2 separate regions of the Homo sapiens genome follow, and region 1 is linked to region 2. Evidence: read pairs that join two places in POLR2A ChIA-PET (ENCODE). Cell type or tissue: HepG2. All regions are shown on one strand. Links, peaks and the distances in the headings refer to the core of each region. The heading gives the core; the rest is flanking DNA. Region 1 has its middle 76 kb from the start of FGD2. Region 2 has its middle 32 kb from the start of PIM1.

Region 1 (11,275 bases), core at 1,002-9,001, 56 kb after region 2:
GCAGAGGAGTGTGGGATGAGCTTGAAAGGGGAGCAACAGCTGTAGTAAACAGCATGGTGGTTCCTCAAAAACTTAAAGAGAGTTACCATATGATCCAACAATTCAGTTTCTGGTTATATACCTCAAAGAATTGAAAGCAAGAACGGCCGGGTGCGGTGGCTCACGCCTGTAATCCCAGCACTTTGGGAGGCCGAGGCGGGTGGATCATGAGGTCAGGAGATTGAGACCACCGTGAAACCCCGTCTCTACTAAAAATACAAAAAAAAAAAAAAAAAAAAATTAGCCAGGAGCGGTGACGGGCGCCTGTAGTCCCAACTACTCGGGAGGCTGAGGCAGGAGAATGGCGTGAACCCGGAGGGGGAGCTTGCAGTGAGCCGAGATTACGCCACTGCACTCCAGCCTGGGCGACAGCGTGACTCCGTCTCAAAAAAAAAAAAAAAAAGCAGGGACACAAACAGATATTCATATGCTCATGTTAATAGCAGCATCATTCACGATAATCAAATGGTAGAAGCAACTCAAGTGTCCATCAACAGATGAATGGATCAACAAAATATGGCATATACACATAATGGAATAATATTCAGCTTAAAGTAGGAATTTGCATAATGGAATATTATTCAGCTTAAAATAGAAACTTGGTATGTTTTTTGTTTGTTTGTTTGTTTTGAGATGGAGTCTTGCTCTGTTGCCCAGGCTGGAGTGCAGTGGCACGATCTTTGTTCACTGCAGCTTCCACCTCCCGGGTTCAAGTGATTCTCATGCCTCAACCTCCCAAGTAGCTGGGACTACAGGCACCCACCACCACGCCCAACTAATTTTTGTATTTTTAGTGGAGAGGGGATTTCATCATGTTGGCCAGGCTGGTCTCGAACTCCTGACCTCAAGCAACCTGCCTGTCTTGGCCTCCCAAAGTGCTAGGATTACAGGCGTGAGCCACCACACCTGGAAAGCAGAAACAGAACTTCCGAACTTTGAAGATATTATGTTAAGTGAAATAAGTCAGACACAAAAGGACAAAAACATACTGTATGATTCCACTTATATGAGGCGCATACCCATAGAAGCAGAAAGTAGAATGGTGTCTGCCAGAGGCTGGGCCGGAGGAAACAGGGAATGGGGAGTTACAGTTTAATGGGTGTAGAATTTCAGTTTGGGAAGCTTAAATGTTCTGGAGATGAATGGTGGCAATAGTTGCACAACAATGTGGATGCTGCGGAACTGTACACCAAAAAATGATATCAATGGCATATTTTATATTATGTGTATTTTATCATGATTCTTTCTTTCTTTCTTTCTTTTTTGAGACACAGTTTCGCTCTGGTTGCCCAGGCTGGAGTGCCATGGCGCGATCTCAGCTCACTGCAACCTCCGCCTCCCAGGTTCAAGTGATTCTCTTGCCTCAGCCTCCTGAGTAGCTAGGATTACAGGAAACTGCCACCACACCCAGCTAATTTTTTTGTATTTTTACTAGAGATGGGGTTTCACCATGCTGGCCAGGCTGGTCTCGAACTCCTGACCTCAGGTGATCCACCCCCCACCCTTGGCCTCCCAAAGTGCTGGGATTACAGGAGTGAGCCACCACACCCAGCTTATCATGATTTTAAAAGGGGGAGAGAAGCATCATCCTGCTTAGTAGTAGGGAGGGCCTGGCTATGGGTTGGGTGGACAGCTGAGTTGGTATGAGTTGGAGAACAGGCTCACCTTGTCACAACTGGGAGGTGACAGGCGAGGAGGCTAAGCATGCCCTGCTAAGCCTTGAAGTCCAGATTGAGAAATTTGGGTTTGAGATCCTGAGTCACTTCTTGGGTCAAGTCTTTTTCTCCTGGTTAAAAAACAATTTCCTTGGGGTGGAGTAATCCAGGAGCTCTAAAGGTAGCAGGTTTTTGTTTCTTTGTTTGTTTTTGAGACAGAGTCTTGCTCTGTCGCCAGGCTGGAGTGCAGTGGCGCAGTCTTGGCTCATTGCAACCTCCACCTCCTGGGTTTAAGCCATTCTCCTGCCTTAGCCTCCCAAGTAGCTAGGATTACAGACATGTGCCACCATGCCTGGCTAATTTTTGTATTTTTAGTAGAGACAGGGTTTCACCATGTTGGCCAGGCTGGTCTTGAACTCCTGACCTTGTGATCTGCCCGCCTCGGCCTCCCAAAGTGCTGGGATTACAGGCGTGAGCCACCGCGCCCAGCCCAAGGTAGCTGGTTAAATTAATGCGGATTGGTTTAGTCATCAGCCATCGGTAGGGGTTTTATCATCAGAGAGTGGGGACAGATGGCATAGGACATTGTTCAGGAGTCTGACAGCTCTGGGCTTGTGTTGTGATTTCTCCATTCCCTAGCAGTGTGCCCTAAACTAGTGAGTGCCACTGTTTCCTCATCTGTAAACTGGGGATAATCACGACCTTGTGTAACAGGGTTAAAAGGAGAAAGAGTTACATACTAAGTATTTGCCACTTCTGTCTTCTTTCTCCTGCCAAGGAGGAAGGGTGGCAGCTGGCGTGTTTGTATGCTGTTTCAAGAGAGGTGAGGCAGAGCAAAATCCAGAGTAGATCAAATTTCTTTGAATAAGAAAAGATGAAGGCAGGGCGTGGTGGCTCACACCTGTAATCCCAGCAGTTTGGGAGGCTGAGGCGGGCAGATCAGTTGAGGTCAGGAGTTCAAGACCAGCCTGGTCTGGGCGGATCAGTTGAGGTCAGGAGTTCAAGACCAGCCTGGCCAACATGGTGAAACCCCATCTCTACTAAAAATACAAAAACGAGCCAGGCACGGTGGTGCACACTGGTAGTCCCAGCTATTTGGGAGGCTGAGGCAAGAGAATTGCTTGAACCCAGGAGGCAGAGGTTGTGGTAAGCCGAGATCACACCACTGCACTCCAGCCTGAGTGACAGAGCAAGAAGACAGCAACAGAACTAGGTTTGGGGTGTGGGAGGAGAGAAGCTGAACTGCTGTGCTGAGGACTGGGACTTGGGCAGGGATAGAAGCCCCTTGTGTTTTGTGAAAAAATTTCCTCTCTGTGCTTCCCCAAGAGACTCTTAGGAGAGACTTACTATGGTGCTTTCTAAGCAGCGTTGGAATCTCAGCCTTTTTTGAATGCTGGGACGAGCCTCCAGGTGGTCCAGTACATCTGGGTTCCATTTGCAAAATGTCTGACACATTTTAGGAGCTTAACAAAATGCTCAGTTATTCTACAAGAAGACAGATCTGGGAGCTGGAGAGATGAGGGCTGGGTATCTTCAAAGAGCAGACAAAACACCTTCCTGAGACACCAGGCCACTAGGTTAGGTTAAAGGAGTGTTAAGTCCCATGCCTTTCCTCTCTCTAGAGCTGCACTGTTCGGTGTGGTAGCCAATAGCCACAAATATTTGCATTGTATTATTTTATCTTATTTTTTTGAGACAGGGGTCTTACTCTGTCGCCCAGGCTGGAATGCAGTGGCACCATCTCAGCTCACTGTGACCTCTTCCTCCTGAGTTCAAGCAATTCCATGCCTCAGCCTCTTAAGTAGCTGGGATTACGGGTGCACACCACCACACCTGGCTAATTTTTGTATTTCTTAGTGGAGACGAGGTTTTGCCATGTTGGTCAGGCTGGTCTTGAACTCCTGACCTCAGGTGATCTGCCTTCCTCGGCCTCCTAAAGTGCTGAGATTATAGCCGTGAGCCACCATGCCCAGCTATAATTAAAAATGAAAAATAAAAATAAAAAATATGGTTCTCGTTCACACTTAGCCATACATCAAGTGCCCAATAGCCACATGTTGATAGTGGCCACCACATTGCACAAAGCAGATATAGAATCTTTCCATCAGCATGGAAGGTTCTGTTGGACAGCACTGTGCTAGAAAGATGAGGAAAAAGTCCAAGTAAGTCGGTTTGTTTATACCCTGAATTGTTCCTCAAAGGATCTGAGGCAGGCGAGGACAGCCTGAGGCCATCAGACCAGAGCCCTGTGGCTGGAGCGGGGGAAGGCTGGCGTGTGGGCTGAACCCAGTCAGGAGTGGAGCCACAGAGAGAAGCAAGGCCCCAGTGGGCTGAGCTCCAGGACCCAGATAGGAAATGGGAGGAAGGTGGGGGTAGGGTTGTTGTGGGAGTGAGTGTCAAAGGACAAGGCCATGTGCAATCAGATGTTGAGCAATGAGTCTGCTGCGGGAAGAGGCTCCCCCGTTCCTCTTAGCAGCGTATGGTTCTCTGACCTGTTTAATCAAGGAGTCTCCTGTGCCCTGCTGTTCTCAAGTACAGATTCCAAATTCCAGCTAATCAGATGCAATTACAGGATATTGTTGGGTGCAAGTTCTGACTTGCAGCACATCGGGTAGGATGCCAGGCCTGGGTCCCTGCATGCCGCCTGGCTGGTATGTTTTCAGCAGCCGTCCTGGAGGCAGTGGGGCCAGGAGACATCCTTCCTGGTGGCGGTGCTGAGAGTGGAGAGGGTGAAGGGAACCAGGCCTGGGTGCTATCCTGCAGCACTTTCAAAGCAAAGATCTGCTCCAGGGATGGATTCTTCTTGAGGGCAAGTCAGAGTTTAAAAAATATTCATTAAAAGTGACTTTGTGTTAAACTCATTTCTGGGGATTAAAGAAAAGCCAAACTTATATTAAGATCATTTTAATTTAAGCTTTGTTGGGAAGTTAGAAGATATCGCAGGGTGGGTTGGAGTGCCAAGGGAGCAGCTTCTTATTGCTTAATTTGAGATAATGTATTCCCGTAAGTTTTATTTTTACTTTTATTTTGAGGTATAACAGACTCACAGCAAAGCACACTCATCTTTACTGTACAGCTTGATAAATTTTTACATATGTATGTACCCATGCAATCTCCACCCAGATCAGAATACGGAACATTTCCAGCACCCTAAAATGTTCCCTCACCTCCCTCCTGTCCATCAGTCTCGCCCCCGACAGGTAATCGCTGTTCTGATCTACCACCAACAATCAGCTTTGCCTGTTCTTGAACTTCATATAAATGGAATCATACGGTGGGTGCCCATTTGTTCCCTGGCTTCTTTTGCTCATAAGCCTGTGAATGATTTTCTTTCTTTCTTTCTTTCTTTTTTTTGAGACAGGGTCTCGCTTTGTTACCCAGGCTGGAGTGCAGTGGCATGATCACAGCTCTCTTCAGCCTCAACCTCCCAGGCTCAAGCGATCTCACCTCAGCCTCCCGAGCAACTGGGACTACAGGTGCGCACCACCACGCCCAGTTAACTTTTTTTTTTTTTTTGTAGAGACAGGGTCTCACTATGTTACCCAGGCCAATCTTGAAATCCTGGGCTCGAGCGATCCTTCTGCCTCGGCCCCTCAAAGTGCAGGGATCACAGGCGTGAGCCAACGCACCCAGCCAGCCTGTGAACTTTTTTAGGAGAAATTTTTATAGCTACAGATTCATAGTCCTTTACCTGAAACCCTTGGGGCCAGATAGGTTTCCGAATTCAGATTTTTTCACCGTTTAGAAAAAAGCCATGGTGCGCACACTGTATATTATGAAATACCCACCGCAGGATCTGGGGCAGCACCTGGTAAACACATAAATATTTTTAAGCAAAGTCCATGAATATTCACACACTAAATGGTGTAAATAAAGGCTGTAAATAGCCTTGCGTCAGTTGGAGGCCATTTTGTTGCCAAATAAGTTCATGTCAGGTTAAGTTCTGCAGTCAAATGTGTTATGATAAAACTTGTTTTATCATATGGTTTTCAGAAGTTCAGGGATTTTGAAATTGAGAATAAGGGATGGTGGACCTGTTAGTTTTGGACAAGCCTTTGGCTGTGTGGGAGACAAATCCCGAGTAGTCTCCCACGCAGAGGGAAGGTTGCAGAAACCCGCTGCCTCACAGGGGTATGGACTGCACTGTCCACCAGGACAGCCTCTCCCAACCACAGCTCTCAGAAGGTCCAGACGTGAACTCCTGACACCGAAGGCACATCTTTGCTGGGTGGGTATTTTCCTGGGATCTCTACCTTTGCTTAGATTTTCAAAAGAAACCTAATACTTAAATACGGTCTAGAGCCCCAGCTAGAAAGAGTCCTTGAGATCAAAGAATTGCTTAGCTAGAGCCCTCAGTTATAGACCTGAGTTTGTTTCTAAGGGACATGAGTCTCAATTAATTGACGTTTCAGTGATTGGCAGGGGAGGGGAGTGAGAAGGGGCAGACATTGGAGATTGAGAGTGTGGAGAAAGATGGGGCAAGAGAAGTTAGGATGAGTGTGAGGGGAGCCAAGAAGAGAATACACACAGGTCTCCATGCAGGACTGAGCACGGGAGAGATCATCCCAGGGGCTGGGGGTTATGTCTTCAGTTTAGGAGCCTGCATGGAGCATCTACTATGTGCAAGGCGCTGGGGATGCAAAGATGAATAAGAGCTGCTCCCTGACAGTGATACCTATTTATGACTGTATTGCTCCTCTCTGAAGAGCTCTCTTTTCATTTCCTCCCTCCCTTCTCCACCCCACCTCCCCACCAAAGAAAACACACACACAGCCAGGAGTGGCCTTGAGGTTCAGGCCACAGGCTCCAGACCTTTTGGGCTCTTTCCTCCACTCCCAATCAAAGTGTCCGGGTCCGGGGGATCACGTGAGGCCAGGAGTTTGAGACCAGCCTGGGCAACATTGCGAGACCCCATCTCTACAAAAAATTTTTTCTTTCTTTCTTTCTTTTTTTTTTTTTGAGACAGAGTTTCCCTCTTGTTGCCCAGGCTGGAATGCAATGGCACGATCTTGGCTCACTGCAACCTCTGCCTCCCAGGTTCAAGTGATTCTCCTGCCTCAGCCTCCCGAGTAGCTGGCATTACAGGCATGCAAGATCACGCTTGGCTAATTTTGTATTTTTAGTAGAGATGGGGTTTCTCCATGTTGGTCAGGCTGGTCTTGAACTCCTGACCTCAAGTGATCTGCTCGCCTCTGCCTCCTAAAGTGCTGGGATTATAGGCGTAAGCCACCTTGCCCAGCACAAAAATTTAAAAATTAGCTGGTGTGGAGGTAGCACACCTATAGTTCCACCTACTCAGGAGGCTGAGGCGGGAGGATGGCTTGAGCCCAGGAGGTTGAGGCTGCAGTGAGCTATGATCATGCCTCTGCATTCCAGCATGGGTAGAGCAAGACCCTGTTTTTGTTGTTGTTGTTGTTGTTTTCAGACGGATTTTTGCTCTGTCGCCCAGGCTGGAGTGCAGAGGCTCAATCTTGGCCCACCACAACCTCCTCCTCCTGGGTTCAAGCAATTCTCCTGCCTCAGCCTCCTGAGTAGCTAGGATTACAGGCACGGGACACCACATCCAGCTAAGTTTTGTATTTTTAGTAGAGACGGGGTTTCACCATGTTGGCCAGGCAGGCCTCGAACTCCCGATCTCAGGTGATTCACTTGCCTCGGCCTCCCAAAGTGCTTGGATTACAGGTGTGAGCCACTGCGCCCAGCCGACCCTGTCTCTTAAAAAAAATAAAAAATAAAAAACCTGGGTCCTACATCCCATGTTGACAAAGCCCCTTGTAAAGGAAGGAATGCATTCTTTGCTGACAGTAATGTGCAGTTCATCAGGTGATAATGTTGATTAGAGGCATGGAGTGGTGTCACTGGAGTCTAGTTTCTCCCCATTACTTAGTTGTGCGACCTTGGGCAAGTCTCCTGCCCTGAGCCTTAGTTTCCTTATCTGTAGAATGAACTTAAGTCTATACTCCCTGCTTCACAAGGGTGTTGTGAGGATCAAAGGGAAGAATATGGAGGAAGACATAAGTGGTAAGTCTTGCCCATGTCTGAGCTATGCTTGTGATGTGCTTACTGTATTCCCACTTAAACAGGGAAGCTTCATTCTGCACTTTAGCACCTCAGGGATTGTACAGATTCCGTCCCCCTGCTAGGCACCTAGGGGCGCTACAGGGCTGTATGGCCTCATAGGTGACCCAGGAACAGATTCTCTGCACCCCAAATGTGGTTTCACTCTCTGGTTGCAATGGTTCTTTGGAAAATAATAGTTGTTCATTACAGTGTTGTTTATGATAGGCCAAGAAAAGTTATTTTTCACTACAATCCCCAAGCCCAGTGTAGTACAAGTGCTCAAGAAATGGATAAAGACTCACAGACCACACTTCCCATCCTCCTCAATGCCTCCTTTTGTGCTAATGAGGTAGACCCCTTCCCTAGCATGCAAGGATTAAATAAGGAGCTGGGGCAAGAGCCATGTGTAGCCTAGAACCTGAGAGTTTAAAATGGTCTTCAACATGAGCAACAGTCCTATTCCTTGGAATGTTTCTGTACAACAAAGATGGAAGTATGTGGCCGGGCGCAGTGTCTCATGCCTGTAATCCCAGCACTTTCGGAGGCCAAGGCAGGCAGATCACAAAGTCAAGAGATTGAGACCATCCTGGCCAACATGGTGAAACCCTGTCTCTACTAAAAATATAAAAAATTAGCCGGGCGTGGTGGTGGGCGCCTGCGGTCCCAGCTACTCGGGAAGCTGAGGCAGGAGAATGGCTTGAACCCCAGAAGTGAAGATTGCAGTGCACCAAGAGCGCGTCACCGCATTCCAACCTCGTGACAGAGCGAGACTCCGTCTCAAAAAAAAAAAAAGATGGAAGTATGAGAATGCTCATCATAACAGGGTTATTTATAATAGCAGTAAGTTGAAAACAACCATAATAATGTTCATCCATTGAGGGATGCTGGAATAAACCATGGCATACGCATGCAATTGGCTTCTCTGCAGCCATGATGAATAATGCATTTCCTACATGATGTTCCATAGACTCAAGCCCCAAGAGGATCCCTCAAGGGATTTCATGGTGAAATGTGTTTAAGAAGTGCCAGTCTCTGCTTGATGATTCAGAACACACATTAGTAAATTAGAGACTCCAAGAAGTCCTTCAGCAAAGCAGCCCATTTAAGTTGGCATAAGCCTATGCATCTCAAACAGTTCGTGGAAGACTCCCAATTAATAGCAAAATGGTCCTAGTGTTCTGTGGAGCCAATTTGGGAAATACCTGTGTAGCAGACACAACTGGAAAGAGTTGAGTGAAAAATGCAGATTTTGAGAGTCTTTGCAGCATGATTTAAACAAATAAACTTATGTATATTTGTATTTGAAAAACGTCTAGCAGGATGCATGCCAGAACTTTAATAGTAGTTGAGGCCATGGGATTATAGGTGATTTTTATTTTCTTCTTTGTTTTCGTCTTTTAGGTTATTTGGGATCTCTAAATTGCCTTTCATCACTGTATATAACATTTTATTTTATTTTTTCAAGAGATGGGGTCTCACTCTGTTGCCCATGCTGGAGTTCAGTGGCTATTCACAGGCACAGTCATAGCACCATTGCAGCCTGGAACTCTTGGACTCAAGCAATCTTCCTGCCCTAGCCTCCCAAGTAGCTGGGATTACAGGCACGTGCCACCACGCCCGGCTCTATATAACTTTTAAAATTAGTAAAAAAAGAAAAAAAAAAGCCAGCCGTCAAGAAAAGGATCCAGGGACAGCTGAAGACACTTTCATAGTGCTGCTGCACCTAGAGGAGCTGGGGCCTCCAGCTCCAAGAAGAAGCTAGGTCCTTATTTAGGCAGAGACATCCCGAGAGCCCACATTCCAGTGGGAATCCTTCCCAGAGCATTCCTCCTCCAGCACCGCCGCGGCCAGCTGCAGCCTGGCTGCTCCCTCACAGGGCCTCCCTCTCCTTTGGTAGCAGCCGCTGCTGGCCCGGGCCAAGCTGCACATCTGGACCTCATTAAGAGCCGCCAGCACCAAAGCCGGCACATCTGGCCGCCGCGAGACAGAGTGCAAGGCAGGGCAGCAAAGGGGCAGGGGCATGTCAGGACAGGGCTGCCCATGCGGGCTCCAAGGCAGCCAGGGCTCCTCTGAGACATCTGGAAGTGGGAAGGTGGTGGGCGGCTGGCCGCAGACGGTGTGCTGCTTGCTGGCGGGGCTGGCTCTGGCCCCTCTGGATGCAGCAGAGTCGTGCCCTGGCTGGCAGAGGCCTTTTAGGCTGAAGGGGGCAGGTCTGGCAGAGAGACAGGTACTCAGGACTCCAAGCACAGTGCTCTTGCTCTTGGGGAGGGCTGGAACTGGGAGCAGTCTCAGGACCATGTTGAAAAGAAGGACTAGACAGGAATGGGGTTGCCTAGCTCTGTGGTGACCGAGCTGTGTGGCTGCAGGTCAGGAGGCAGGTTTTCTACATCGGGAAGGAGAATTCCCATGTATGAAGTTAGAGGGGTGGAAGTGTAATGAGGCACCTTGGAAACAGAGCTTGCCTGCTGCCTGCTGCCTCCTGCCTTTTTCCTACACGAGGACATGCACAGGTCCCTGGCTCTACCCCTGTGGCACCATTATTTTTCCCTTTGGTGCCTGTGAATCTAAGGCTTTGTCAGCCCTGCCAATTTTTTCTTTGCGACAACAGCAGATGCTCCTAAGATCCTTTCCAAAGTCAGGCAGAGATCAAAGAAACCAACTAGTCGATCGAATGCAAGAATCTACCAGCCCTTCCCCTTTATCCTACAGCCTTAGACCTCAAATTGGTCCCACATGAATGGTACCCACCAGATTCTCCTGCCTCTGCTCTCCATCTTTAGCCCCTGCCCACCACAGCAAGGGGGTCCACGTACCCACACTAGTGCCCTCTGAAGAGGCCACAGCAAGAAAATTCTCAGATCTAGTGGGTGCCTGCCACTGAGGTAGAAGTGAAGGGACTATTGCAGAAAGTAAAAGGGCTTCACAGTAAACAGATGGGTCCAAAACCCAGCTACTTAACTTCTTTGAGCACCAGTTTCCTCATCAATAAGATGAGGATACCTCTTACACAAAGAACTATTTTAGGTTCTGTAATAGAAATATAATAGAGTCGGGCTGGGCATGGTGGCTCACATGTGTAATCCCAGCATTTTGGGAGGCTGAGGTGGGCAGATCACCTGAGGTCAGGAGTTTGAGACCAGGCTGGCCAACATGGTGAAACCCCGTCTCTACTAAAAATACGAAAATTAGCCAGGCAGGGTGGTGAGCGCCTGTAATCACAGCTACTCAAGAGGCTGAGGCAGGAGAATCGCTCGAACCCAGGAGGCAGAGGTTGCAGTGAGCTGAGATCATGCCAGCCTGGGTGACAGAGTGAGACTCCGTCTCAAAAAAAAAAAAAAAAAAAAAGAAAAAAAAAGAAATATAATAGAGTTACATGTTTCTCCAATAGAAATGTAATGTAATTATATTTGTAATGGGGGGGTATTTTACACTTTTCATTCTGGAATGATTTTAGATTTACAGAAAAGCTACAAAGATAGTACAGTGGGTTCCAGTAAACCCTTCACCCGCTTCTCCTAAGG
Region 2 (11,275 bases), core at 1,495-9,494:
ACAGGTGTTACAAAAGGTTTGTATCTGTAGTTATTGTACAAGCTCTTTATGGCAAATATACGTCATTATTATTTTACACCAGTCTTAAAAGTAAACTGGGGTAACAGAAGAAATCACAGCAAAAGACAGCAGATTCTGTGGATGGTCCATTCATTGCAAATGCAGAGAGGAAAAAGTTGTGATAAACCCAAGAAGCCACGTGTTGTACATATATTAAATGCTCTTCTAATTCCTTCAAGATAATCTGATCAACAACTTACTTTATTCCTTTTTAAAATAAAATTAAACTATGTGCCTGGATGATAGAACATAGTGATGAGTGGGTCTTATTTTGGCGATCCTTAAGGAATAGAAATTCCATGTAGTCTCCCATGTAGGATTTTTGTATTTTCTTTTCTTTCCTTTTTTCTTTTTTTTTCCTTTTTTTTTTTTTTTGGTGAGACGGAGATTTACTCTTGTTGCCCAGGCTGGAGTGCAATGGTGCGATCTCAGCTCACCGCATCCTCCGCCTCCCAGGTTCAAGCGATTCTCCTGCCTCAGCCTCCTGAGTAGCTGGGATTACAGGCATGTGTCACCACGCCCGGCTAATTTTGTATTTTTAGTAGAGATGGAGTTTCACCGTGTTGCCCAGGCTGATCTCGAACTCCTGACCTCAGGTGATCTGCCCACCTCAGCCTCCCAAAGTGCTGGGATTACAGGCGTGAGCCACCACACCTGGCCGATTTTTGTATTTTCATGAACTTATTACTATTATTATTATTTTCTTTTGAGACGGAGTCTTGCTCTGTCTCCCAGGCTGGAGTGCACTGGCTCTATCTCAGCTCGCTGCAACCTCCGCCTCCTGGGTTCAAGCGATTCTCCTGCCTCAGCCTCCTGAGTAGCTGAGATTATAGGCATGCGCCACCACGCCTGGCTAATTTTTGTATTTTTAGTAGAGGCAGGGTTTCACCATTCTGGTCAGACTGGTCTCGAACTCCTGACCTCATGATCCGCCCGCTTCAGCCTCCCCAAGTGCTGGGATTACAGGCATGAGCCACTGCGCCTGGCCTTTGTGAACTTTCTTAATGCTAAGCCAGGATTGTACATTTTACTTCCTATGGTGAGCACCCTGTGAATAAGTAAAATAATAACATCTCACCACACACCTGGGTATTGTTTTTCTGTCAGTGATTTAGTAGAAAGTTGATTGTCTCCCAATACCAAGTCACATTAAAAGTCTCTTGCATGGAAGTTGAAAGTTGTGGGTTGGTTTGGGGCATGCCCCTAGCTAAGTAGTGAGCTCCCATACAAAACAATTATGTTAGAACAGAGAATACCACTAAAACGGTAAGAAAGGTAAAGTAAGGACACCAAAGGAATTCCTTGTGCCTCACAGCTCTGGGTCTAAAGCAATTAAAGAGTGAAAGGTGTAAAAATGCTACTTGCTACCTATTTTGTGTTTCTCTAGGAGATTAGCCTACTTTCTTGGCTCATTTTCTTCTTCCTACATCAGCTGGTATAAAAGCTGTGGTAGCTGGCAGCCTCAGATGACTCCATCAGCATCTGTTATCTTAGTTTTGGGCCTCTCAGGGACACACAGAGTAGTTTACCTCTTATTTCTTTTGCCTCCTCCCCACAGCAGGTAAAAAGTCTGCCCCGAGCTTAGACACATTCTCCCTTGTTATAAGAATTTGCTCAACCAAGGATAGTGAGTTAATAGTTGGTGCGCGCACTCTTTCTTCTCTCTTGTCTTCTGACAGATCCAAGAAGCTGGAGTAGTAAATCTGAGAAAAGCTGCATCTAAGTACACACACACACACACACACACACACTCACTCAGAAGGAGAGCTCAGACCCAGCCACTTGCTCTCTGCTTCTGCTTCCCGTATGCTGCATTTTGGAAGGTTTCATATTGCTTCTGCAACAATTTTTTTTTTTTTTTTTTTTTTTTTGGTTAGTTGGATGGCTGAATGAAACACAACCTTCCCTGCAGACATCAAAGCATGTCTCCAGCATAGCAAACTCTCCATCCAGCCTTTCGTCTCTCCGGCTACATTCCAATTTAACCAGGGCTGCCTTGCATGATAATCAGGCCTAATTACCACTTTATCCCTTGATTGTTGTGCTGAGTTTTGGAACTGCAGAGTTCTTTTCTCAGCTTCGGTTCTGCCTTCTCTTACCCTCCCTCCTATTATTTAGCATACCCAGGACTGAGATTTAGCCATTCTAATTAGCAAATAGGTGAAAAGGGCTGGACTGTGCCTTTGGAATATCAGGGCTCTGTCCACTTAGTAAACTTGAATTCCTTTCACAACTGTGGGAAGACCTTGCCATAGACAGGATATTCTGAATACCACGGGAGCTTTAAGAGATTTATTACTAGGTTAAAGAGTGAAACAAAGGCCCTGAGATGATATCCTCATTCCCCAGAGGTATTTTCCTACCTTCTCTCTTACCACACACACAGGCACAAGATCTTTTACAAAATGATGAAACCAGGAAGGAAGGGGGTGTAAACTGGGGCTTTTGGAATCTTTTTTCTAATTCTTTCACTTGGTACAATGCATTTGAATGCCTTCGTTTCCCTAACTGCAAAAGGAGTCACAGCCAAATAATTGAAAAATCAGAACACAACTAATGCCATCTACCTGCAGTGTAAACCATCCAGGCAGATGATAATTTATGTTTTACTTTAAAGTTGTTTTTCTTTCTTTCTTTCTTTCTTTTTTGTTTTGAGATGGAGTTTCGCTCTCGTTGCCCAGGCTGGAGTGCGCTGGCGCAATCTCGGCTTACCTCAACCTCCACCTCCCAGGTTCAAGCAATTCTGCCCCAGCCTCCCGAGTAGCTGGGATTACAGGTGCCCGCCACTATGCCCAGCTAATTTTTTGTATTTTTAGTAGAGATGGGGTTTCTCCATGTTGGCCAGGCTGGTCTCGAACTCCTGGCTTCAAGTGATCTTCTCACCTTGCCTTCCCAAAATACTGGGATTACAGACATAAGCCACCATCACTGGCCTAAAATTATTTTTAATTTGTTATTTTTATGACAAATTTATTGAGTACCACATGTGCCAGGTACTGTGTTAGATACTGGGGATTTTAAGATAATAGGATATAACTCTTGCCCTCAGTGAGAACACGCTGAACACTAAAGGTAGGTGAAGGGAATCTGGAAGGTCTGGAGGGTCTAGCTATGAGTTTTTCAAAAATATGATCTGAGGAAAACAAAATTGGCCTTGAGTTGATTGATAATTGTTGAAGCTGGGGATTGAAACATGATAGTTTAATATTACTATTTTGTCTCTTTTTTCCATGTTTGAAATTTTACATAACAGAAAAGTTAAGAAAAAAATATGTAATCTGGGGCCATAATCTGTAGAACCGCATGGAAGAGACTGATTGAAACACAGATTCTCTGGCCCCACCACGGTCCTAGTCAGCTTCTTGATGGGGTTCAGGAATCTGCATTGTAAATAAGGTCTTTGTATGAGTCCTATGCCTACTAAAATTTGAGTTCCTTGGCAGAGGACACAGTACATTCCAAGACTGGAGGCAGAAGAAAGAAGGAAAACTTTTTTTTTTTTTTTTTGAGACAGAGTCTCACACTATTGCCCGGGCTGGAGTGCAATGACATAATCTTAGCTCACTGCAGCCTCCGCCTCCCGGGTTCAGGCGATTCTCCTGCCTCAGCCTCCAGAGTAGCTGGGATTACAGGTGCCCGCCACCACGCCTGGCTTATTTTTTGTATTTTTTAGTAGAGATGGGGTTTCACTATGTTGGCCAGGCTGGTCTTGAACTCCTGACCCTGTGATTCGCCCACCTCAACCTCCCAAAGTGCTGGGATTATAGGCGTGAGCCACCGTGCCTGGCCGGAAAACTATTTATCAGAGAAGAAAAACTTCCTTGGAAGCCACTTAATGAGATCAGACAATTTCAGTACTATGTAGAGGACCTTTGCAGAGCCTGAGTCTAGGCCAAGGCATCTTAAATTGTAATGTACACAGGAATCACCTGGGAGCTTGTGAAAATGCAACAGGTTAGAGTGGGGATTGAGAGCCTGCATTTCTAGTTATCTCCCAAGTTAGCCGCTGATGCATTGCTGCTGGTCTGGGGATTGCACTTTGATAAGCAAGGGTTGGGGTAGCCTTAGTATTTTACAGATAAGAAACTGAGGCCTAGAGAGATGAATACTTGCTCTGTTGTTGCAGGCATTGATTCTATCATTTTGTGCTGCTATCTCCTAAGGATGCTGAGCCTTGGTAGGAGCCTATTACCAGTTGGATGTCATGAGCAGGCGGCACTTTAAACATAAAGATTGCAAACCTGGGGCTGAGCTGCAGTACAGATTTCTTCTCAGCACCTTGGGAATGGTCCAAGGAGTTGCAATGTGGCTGTTCTGCCACAGTCTGTTATTTCTTATCACTGTTACTGCATCTTCCAGGTCTGGTCTCTTGAATTCTATGAGAGTTCTTTGGCAATCATTAGACCTATTGAATGCATAACCCTATGCACTAACATATGCCCAGATTTATCTCATATATATATATTGTTGTTGTTGTTAAATGCTATTGCATTGAGCAAGTTTTGCAACTCTATCCTGAGTTGCAAAGACAACATGGGTAGACATCTATTAAATGTACTTCCTAATATTGGGACAGGAGTGAACTCCTTGATACAGGAAATTCCATGTCACACAAAGCTTGTAAGCTCAGGGAACTGATTATCCCAGGCGGGTACAGATTCAAAACTGCTTTGCTTTCTCACCCTCCTTGAAGGATAGATAAGATAGTTAAGCATCCTTAATGAAAAAGGATGCTTGGGGGGGTACTTCCTAACCTTTGAGGAAGAGGTTGAGGTTGAGTCAAAGAAGCTGTCCCTGTCCTGTTTCCCTGTCAGTGACAGAACTCAAGACAGGAGGACCAAAGAACTGACCCAGGGGCACGTTTCGTGATCACTAATTTCCAGGTAGTGAAGACTCAAGACATTTCTTAACAAAAAACATTACCAGAACCGCCGCACCCCCCATACTCCCCCACACATTCTTTTTTTTTTGAGTCGGAGTCTGGCTCTGTCCCCCAGGCTGGAGTGCAGTGGCGCGATCTCAGCTCACTGCAAGCTCCGCCTCCCGGGTTCATCCCATTCTCCTGGCTCAGCCTCCCAAGTAGCTGGGACTACAGGCGCCCGCCACCACGCCCGGCTAATTTTTTCGTATTTTTAGTAGAGACGGGGTTTCACCATGTTGACCAAGATGGTCTCGAACTCCTGACGTCGTGATCCATCCGCCTCGGCCTCCCAAAGTGCTGGGATTACAGGCTTGAGCCACCGCACCCGGCCTCCCCCACACATTCTCTGCCTATCTTGAAGCATCTCTTACTCTGGTCTTGAAACAATTTCTGCTGAAATGACTCTGAGTTAGAACGCCCTGTGATCTTTCCTAAAGACCTGAGCATGCCTCCTTGACATGCATCGCATTTACAGTTATATCCTTTCCCCTTGATCCAATGACTCATATTCCCTGAACCCTTTTATCTAAAAATGCTAAAGAGGGGACAAATGATTGGTAAGCAGAATCTCCTGGCCACTGCAGTCCCAATCAGAGTGAGGTTTGAAAGCTTTTCTTAGGCTCAGAGTCCAGGGAAAAGTTAATTTTTGGTTCTCGGCATGTGGACTTAGGTTTCTGTACCGGCGAGGAGTAAGGATGTGGAATGAGTAAACTCCCTGGGAGGTGGGGGGTGGGGAGGGGATGGGGCCTCCCTGGAGCCTCGGGCCATTAGTAATCTGCTTTGTGAATGGAGTTAAAGGAGGAGGGGGCTGCACATACTTGGAATTCCTTCATCTGGGTGGGCTCCTTCTCTCCAAACTTTCAGGATGTGGGAAATATAAGATGAAAGAAGCTGCATTTCCAGCCTATCAGGTTACAGCGTGGAAAATGGAGAGGGAAAGAAGTAGGGGGTGGAGAGTGGGGCGGGAGAAGGCCTCCCCGAGAGGGGCCAGGGAAACCCAGTTTGAGAACTGGCTGGGGAGAGTGAGAAAGAAAGAGTGCTGGGGCGGTCAGATCACGTTTCACATCACATCAGAGCTGTGGAATTTCCTCTCTTCTAGGGGGAGCCCTGTGAAGATGAAGTTGGTTTAAGGTTAGTCGGTGATGAATAATAGCCCAAAGGCGACTGATGGAGGGTGTTACTAAGTGACTGGTGTTTACAAGCAAAGCTTTGGTGGTGGGGTTGGGAGGTGGGAGCGGGAGCCATCTTCAATCTGAGTTGTTCACCAAATTCTGTGACCCGAGAATGGAGTCCATGTATGGATTTTATTTGTGTCTGACCTCTGTGGTATGCAGAGTCCTGAACACTCGGGCTGAGAAGGGGAGCAAAAGAAATGGGAAGGTAATTAGAAAAGGCGGGAGAACCTCCAGCGTGGGTAAGGGATGCAGGGCCCTCCGGGCACAATCAGTTTCTGCTTTGTGTCTCTGGCGTCCCTGGGGCGGTCCTGGCAGGATCTGTTTCTGTTCTACTTAATCCACGTGCTCCACACCACTCAGTTGTCACTGCCTGGCTCTCCGAGGACCTTACCTCCCCAGAGATGCGTTTATTTTTTAAGTGTACCCAGGCGGCTGTCCCTCCTTATTTTCTGTTATGAGAAAGAAAGCTCCACCCTGGGTGTGAAACAGAAGTGTGAAACTTCTGCGAGGCCGGGTAAGTGGCTCCTGAGGCCAGGTACACCCTCCTTAGGGAAGAATAAAAACAGTGGAAGACCACTGGGGTCAAGTTTGGGCCTAAAATTAAATAAAGGACAACGGGAGGGAAAATGGAACCAAGCAACTGGGCTGGTGGTGGCGTGTTAGGAGAAAAAGAATGTTTATTAAACCCTGATACCAACCACAGTCGGGTAATGTATTGTTCTAATATTATGACGAATAGAAAGTTATTAGATGGCATATAAATCATCACATACTACACATGACAAAAATATTGCTTGTTTTGAAAAAATTAGAATACAATAAAATACGCTTGTCACAAACCATAGCAAGCTTCATTTCATCTTTTTTCTCCTGTTTCAGAAAGCTGTTTAGGATTTTGCAGTATATCAGGGTCATCATTTTCAAACATCTATTAGTGCCATATTGTAGTCGCGTGAGAGGTTCAGTTAATAAAGGTTTCTGGTTGATAGATGGCTAGAGCAAACAGACTTTTGCACTATCTTCTCTGAATTGCTACTGAGTTATTACAATACACTGAGTCCATATTTTATCACTTTACAAACCATACACTCATATTTTCCCCTCCTCCCTCCCTTTCCAAACACTACCACCTCCAATAGTTTTGAGAAAAATAAATAGAATATTTCCTCCTCTTTGCATTAACTCCTCACAGCTCCCTTTCCAACACGAGCTGTAGCCTTGAACCTTGCTGGACTCAACTCCATTGCCTAATCCTTGCTGGTTTTGACACCCACAGTCATTTTCTAAGACTGGCTTTTTTTTTCTTTTTTTTTTTTTTTTCGTGAGGCCTATTAAATTTGGGATAGGTAGTATATTTGAACTGGTCCTTCTGGATTTCTGAGTGGTTTCCTAAGAACAGGTAAGGGTAGTAACTTGAGTGGTATTTCCTGTGTGCCCCAGTGAAATAAGTCAACAGCATGTTTTTCTAAGTTGAAATGAAAATTAATATTTTTTTTTGAGATAGGGTTTTGCTCTGTCGCTCAGGCTAGAGTGCAGTGGTGAGATTACAGCTCACCTTGACCTTCCGGGTTCAAGCAATCCTCCCACCTCAGCCTCCTGAGTGGCTGGTACTATAGGTGCGCACCACCATGCCTGGTTAATTTTTTTTTTTTTTTTTTTTTTTTTTGCGGGGGGGCAGGTATTTTTTGTAGAGACGAGGTTTTGCCATGTTGCCCAGGCTGGTCTTAAAGTCCCAGATTCAAGTGATCCACCCACCTTGGCCTCCCAAAGTGCTGGGATTACAGGCGTGAGCCATCGCACACAGTGGAAAATTATTATTTTTGAGACGGAGTCTCGCTCTGTCGCCAGTCTGGAGTGCAGTGGCACAATCTCTGCTCACTGCAACCTCCAGCTCCCTGGTTCAAGTGATTCTCCTGCCTCAGCCTCCCAAGTAGCTGGGATTATATGCACTCACCATCACGCCCAACTGATTTTTGTATTTTTAGTAGAGACGGGGTTTCACCATGTTGGCCAGGATGGTCTCGATCTCCTGACCTCAAGATCCGCCCGCCTCAGCCTCCCAAAGTGCTGGGATTACAGGCGTGAGCCACCATGCCTGGCTGGGAAAATTAATTTTTGAAAGTCCTGTAGTCAGCCTAGTCCACCGTAGCCTGCTGTTGACCTTAGTTTTGGAAGAGCTAAGGACTCAAATGTTAAAATTAGAACTGACTTTCAGTACTGGCCCTACCTACCAGCTGAGTACCTTATTTTTATTTAACGAACACTTATACAACATATACGAGGTACCAAGCACTGTTCTAAGTATTTTAGAAATATTTGCTTGGCTAATCCTCATAGTGGTGTTATTGTAATATAACACTATTATGAAGTATGTTGTTATTATCCTCATTTTACAGATGAAGAATCTGAGATGTAATTTGCCAACCTATGAACCTGAGTTTCAGCTCACTGCCCTAGCATATCCCCAGTTGGCTGGAGGGATATAGCCCTGTTTCCACATCTGCCTGCATGCAACTTTGAACAAATCACTTGGCATTGCTAGGAGGCATATGAGGGGTATGAAACTGTAGGCGGCAGGGGAGACAGGGCCTTTACACACACATGAAAAAGCAAAGAGCATGTATTTGGTACCCTTTTAGGGAGCGAGAGGAACGGGAGATTTCTCGGGCTGTTCCTCCCACCCCCATCCCTGCATAGAGCAGCATGTTTGGGTTACTTCAATACCTTCTTATAATTCAATTCACAGCCTCAGCCTTGTACCATTTCCGTTTCCTTGAACTGCATCTAGACGTGATTCTGGTCCCCACCAGCTTCTGACCTCATTACTCATTCTGTTTACAGCTTGGCCTCACCCTTCAGACTGCCCTGATTTCCCAGATAGGAATTTGGCTGCCCTCACTGACTATGATTCAGATTTTCGCCCCAGCCACATTGCACCAGGCCCTCCTGTGTCCACACCCCTCCGCTCAGGCTGGCACCCTGGGACCCTCACCTCCTTCCCTCACTGAAACCCCTGTCAAGGATCAGGCAGGTCTCTATAAAATACATCCCACCACGGAGAGTCTGGGCAGGATTACGGAGGATCTTGAAGGAAACTTGGGAAACTCTTGAAGGATTTGGAGTTGGGGGATAACGTGATGAAGGGGGATAGATTAGAAGGAGGTAAGGCTGGAGGCAGGGGCCTCTGTCAATGAGCTATTGCAGTGACACAAGTGACCCAAGGAAGGGCTGAGGGGGGTGCCCTGTGGAAATGGAAGTGAAGCGTGAATGGGAGACAGAAGATGAATCTCAGGACACTTGGTCATTGCCTGGATTTGAGAGGAATGGGGTGAGGAGAGTCGCACACCGCGATTCTCCAAGGTTCCCATATGAAGCATCTGGGAAGCTGATGACTCAAGGACGGGACCAGGGTGCTTGTGAGGCAGTGGAAGAGCCTGGCCTCGTGCCTGGCAATTGGGAATAGGCTCAACAAATGTTTACAGGAGGAGGTATATTTATATCAAACCTCTAGATCTAGTCATTAAAATGTTAATGCCTGGCCGGCCACTATGGCTCACGCCTGTAATCCCAGCACTTTGGGAGGCCAAGACAGAATGATTGCTTGAGCTGGGGAAGGTCGAGGCTGCAGTGAGCCGGGATCCTGCCACTGCACTCCAGCCTGGGTGACAGAGTGAGGCCCTGTCTCGAAAAAATAAAAATAAATAATGTGGGTTTTTTGGGTTTGGGTTTTTTTGAGACAGGATATGGCTCTGTCATCCAAGCTGGAGTGCAGTGGCACAGTCTCAGCTCATGTAGCCTCAACCTCCTAGGGTGAAGCCATGTTCTCTCCTCAGATTCAGTAGCTGGGACTATAGATGCGCCACACCATGCCTGGCTAATTTTTCTATTTTTGTAGAGACAGGGTTTTGCCATGTTGGCCAGGCTGGTCTCGAACTCCTGAACTCAAACCATCTGCCTGCCTTGGCCTCCCAAAGTGCTGGGATTACAGGCATGAGCCACCAAGCCCAGCCCCACAAAAATAAATAAAATAAAATAAAATAGGTTGGGAGTGGTGGCTCACGCCTGTAGTCCCAGCACTTTGGGAGGATGAGGTGGGTGGATCACTTGAGGTCAGGAGTTCAAGACCAGCCTAATCAATATGGTGAAACCCTGTCTCTACTAAAAATACAAAAATTAGCCAGGCGTGGTGGTATATGCCTGTAATCCCAGCTATTTGGGAGGCTGAGGCAGGAGAATTGCATGAACCCAGGAGATGGAGGTTGCAGTGAGCCAAGATCACGCCACTGCACTCCAACCTGGGTGACAAAGCAAGACTCCATCTCAAAATAAACAAATAAATAAATAAAATATTAATGTCCCATGGAAGGATAAAACCAAGAGCCACAGTGAGCCTTGTACACCTTTGTCTTAAGAGAAAGAAGACCCAGGGGAAACCCGGGAATGAGGTTTGGGAGGCCCGCCTCGGCCTCCCAAAGTGCTGGGATTACAGGCATGAGCCACTGCGCCCGGCCTCCATGTACCTTTTTCTTTTTCTTTTTCTTTTTCTTTTTTTTTAAGACAGAGTCTCGCTCTGTCCCCCAGGCTGGAGTGCAGTGGCGCGATCTCAGCTCACTGCAACCTCCGCTCCCGGGTTCACGCCATTCTCCTGCCTCAGCCTCCCCAGTAGCTGGGACTACAGGCGCCTGCCACCACGCCTGGCTATTTTTTTTTGTATTTTTAGTAGAGATGGGGTTTCACCGTGTTAGCCAGGATGGTCTCGATCTCCTGACCTCGTGATCCGCCCGCCTCGGCCTCCCAAAGTGCTGGGATCGCAGGCGTGAGCCACCGCGCCCGGCAGGTCTACTTTTCTTTTTCACCTCTCTTATCTCCTTAGCAATTTAGGCCAGAACAGGAAAGAGTCCCCCAAAGAGAGAAAAACTCTTAAAAGTAATTGAAAAAAATGTTCTTGTGTTCATGTGTGACCATGCATATATATTTTTTTGGATACAGAGTCTCTTTTTTTTTTTCCAGGCTGAATCTTGCTCTGTTGCCTAGGCTGGAGTGCAGTGGCGCGATCTCGGCTCACTGCAACCTCTGCCTCCTGGGTTCAAGCGATTCTCCTGCCTCAGCCTCCCGAGTA

What was found. Peaks named below come from ENCODE experiments on the same cell type or tissue, not always from the same donor. Only the 100,000 strongest peaks of a DNase experiment are listed, where the experiment ranks them.
Region 1: POLR2A ChIA-PET joins it to region 2 with 11 read pairs; 11 of 35 experiments call an interaction of 5 or more read pairs at or near these places.

What each region holds. Positions count from the first base shown.
Region 1 is chr6:37,076,475-37,087,749 of GRCh38, reverse strand. No RefSeq gene overlaps it. Among named protein-coding and RNA genes, the nearest start is that of FGD2, 76 kb to the right of the region's middle. RefSeq lists enhancers at 3,667-4,167, 9,797-10,325. In HepG2, for the core only: no CTCF peak of the experiment used is centred there; a DNase peak (open chromatin) is centred at 4,129; H3K4me3 peaks cover 367 bases.
Region 2 is chr6:37,132,499-37,143,773 of GRCh38, reverse strand. No RefSeq gene overlaps it. Among named protein-coding and RNA genes, the nearest start is that of PIM1, 32 kb to the left of the region's middle. RefSeq lists enhancers at 1,920-2,437, 5,500-6,336. In HepG2, for the core only: no CTCF peak of the experiment used is centred there; DNase peaks (open chromatin) are centred at 5,603, 6,083 and 7,373; H3K4me3 peaks cover 1,619 bases.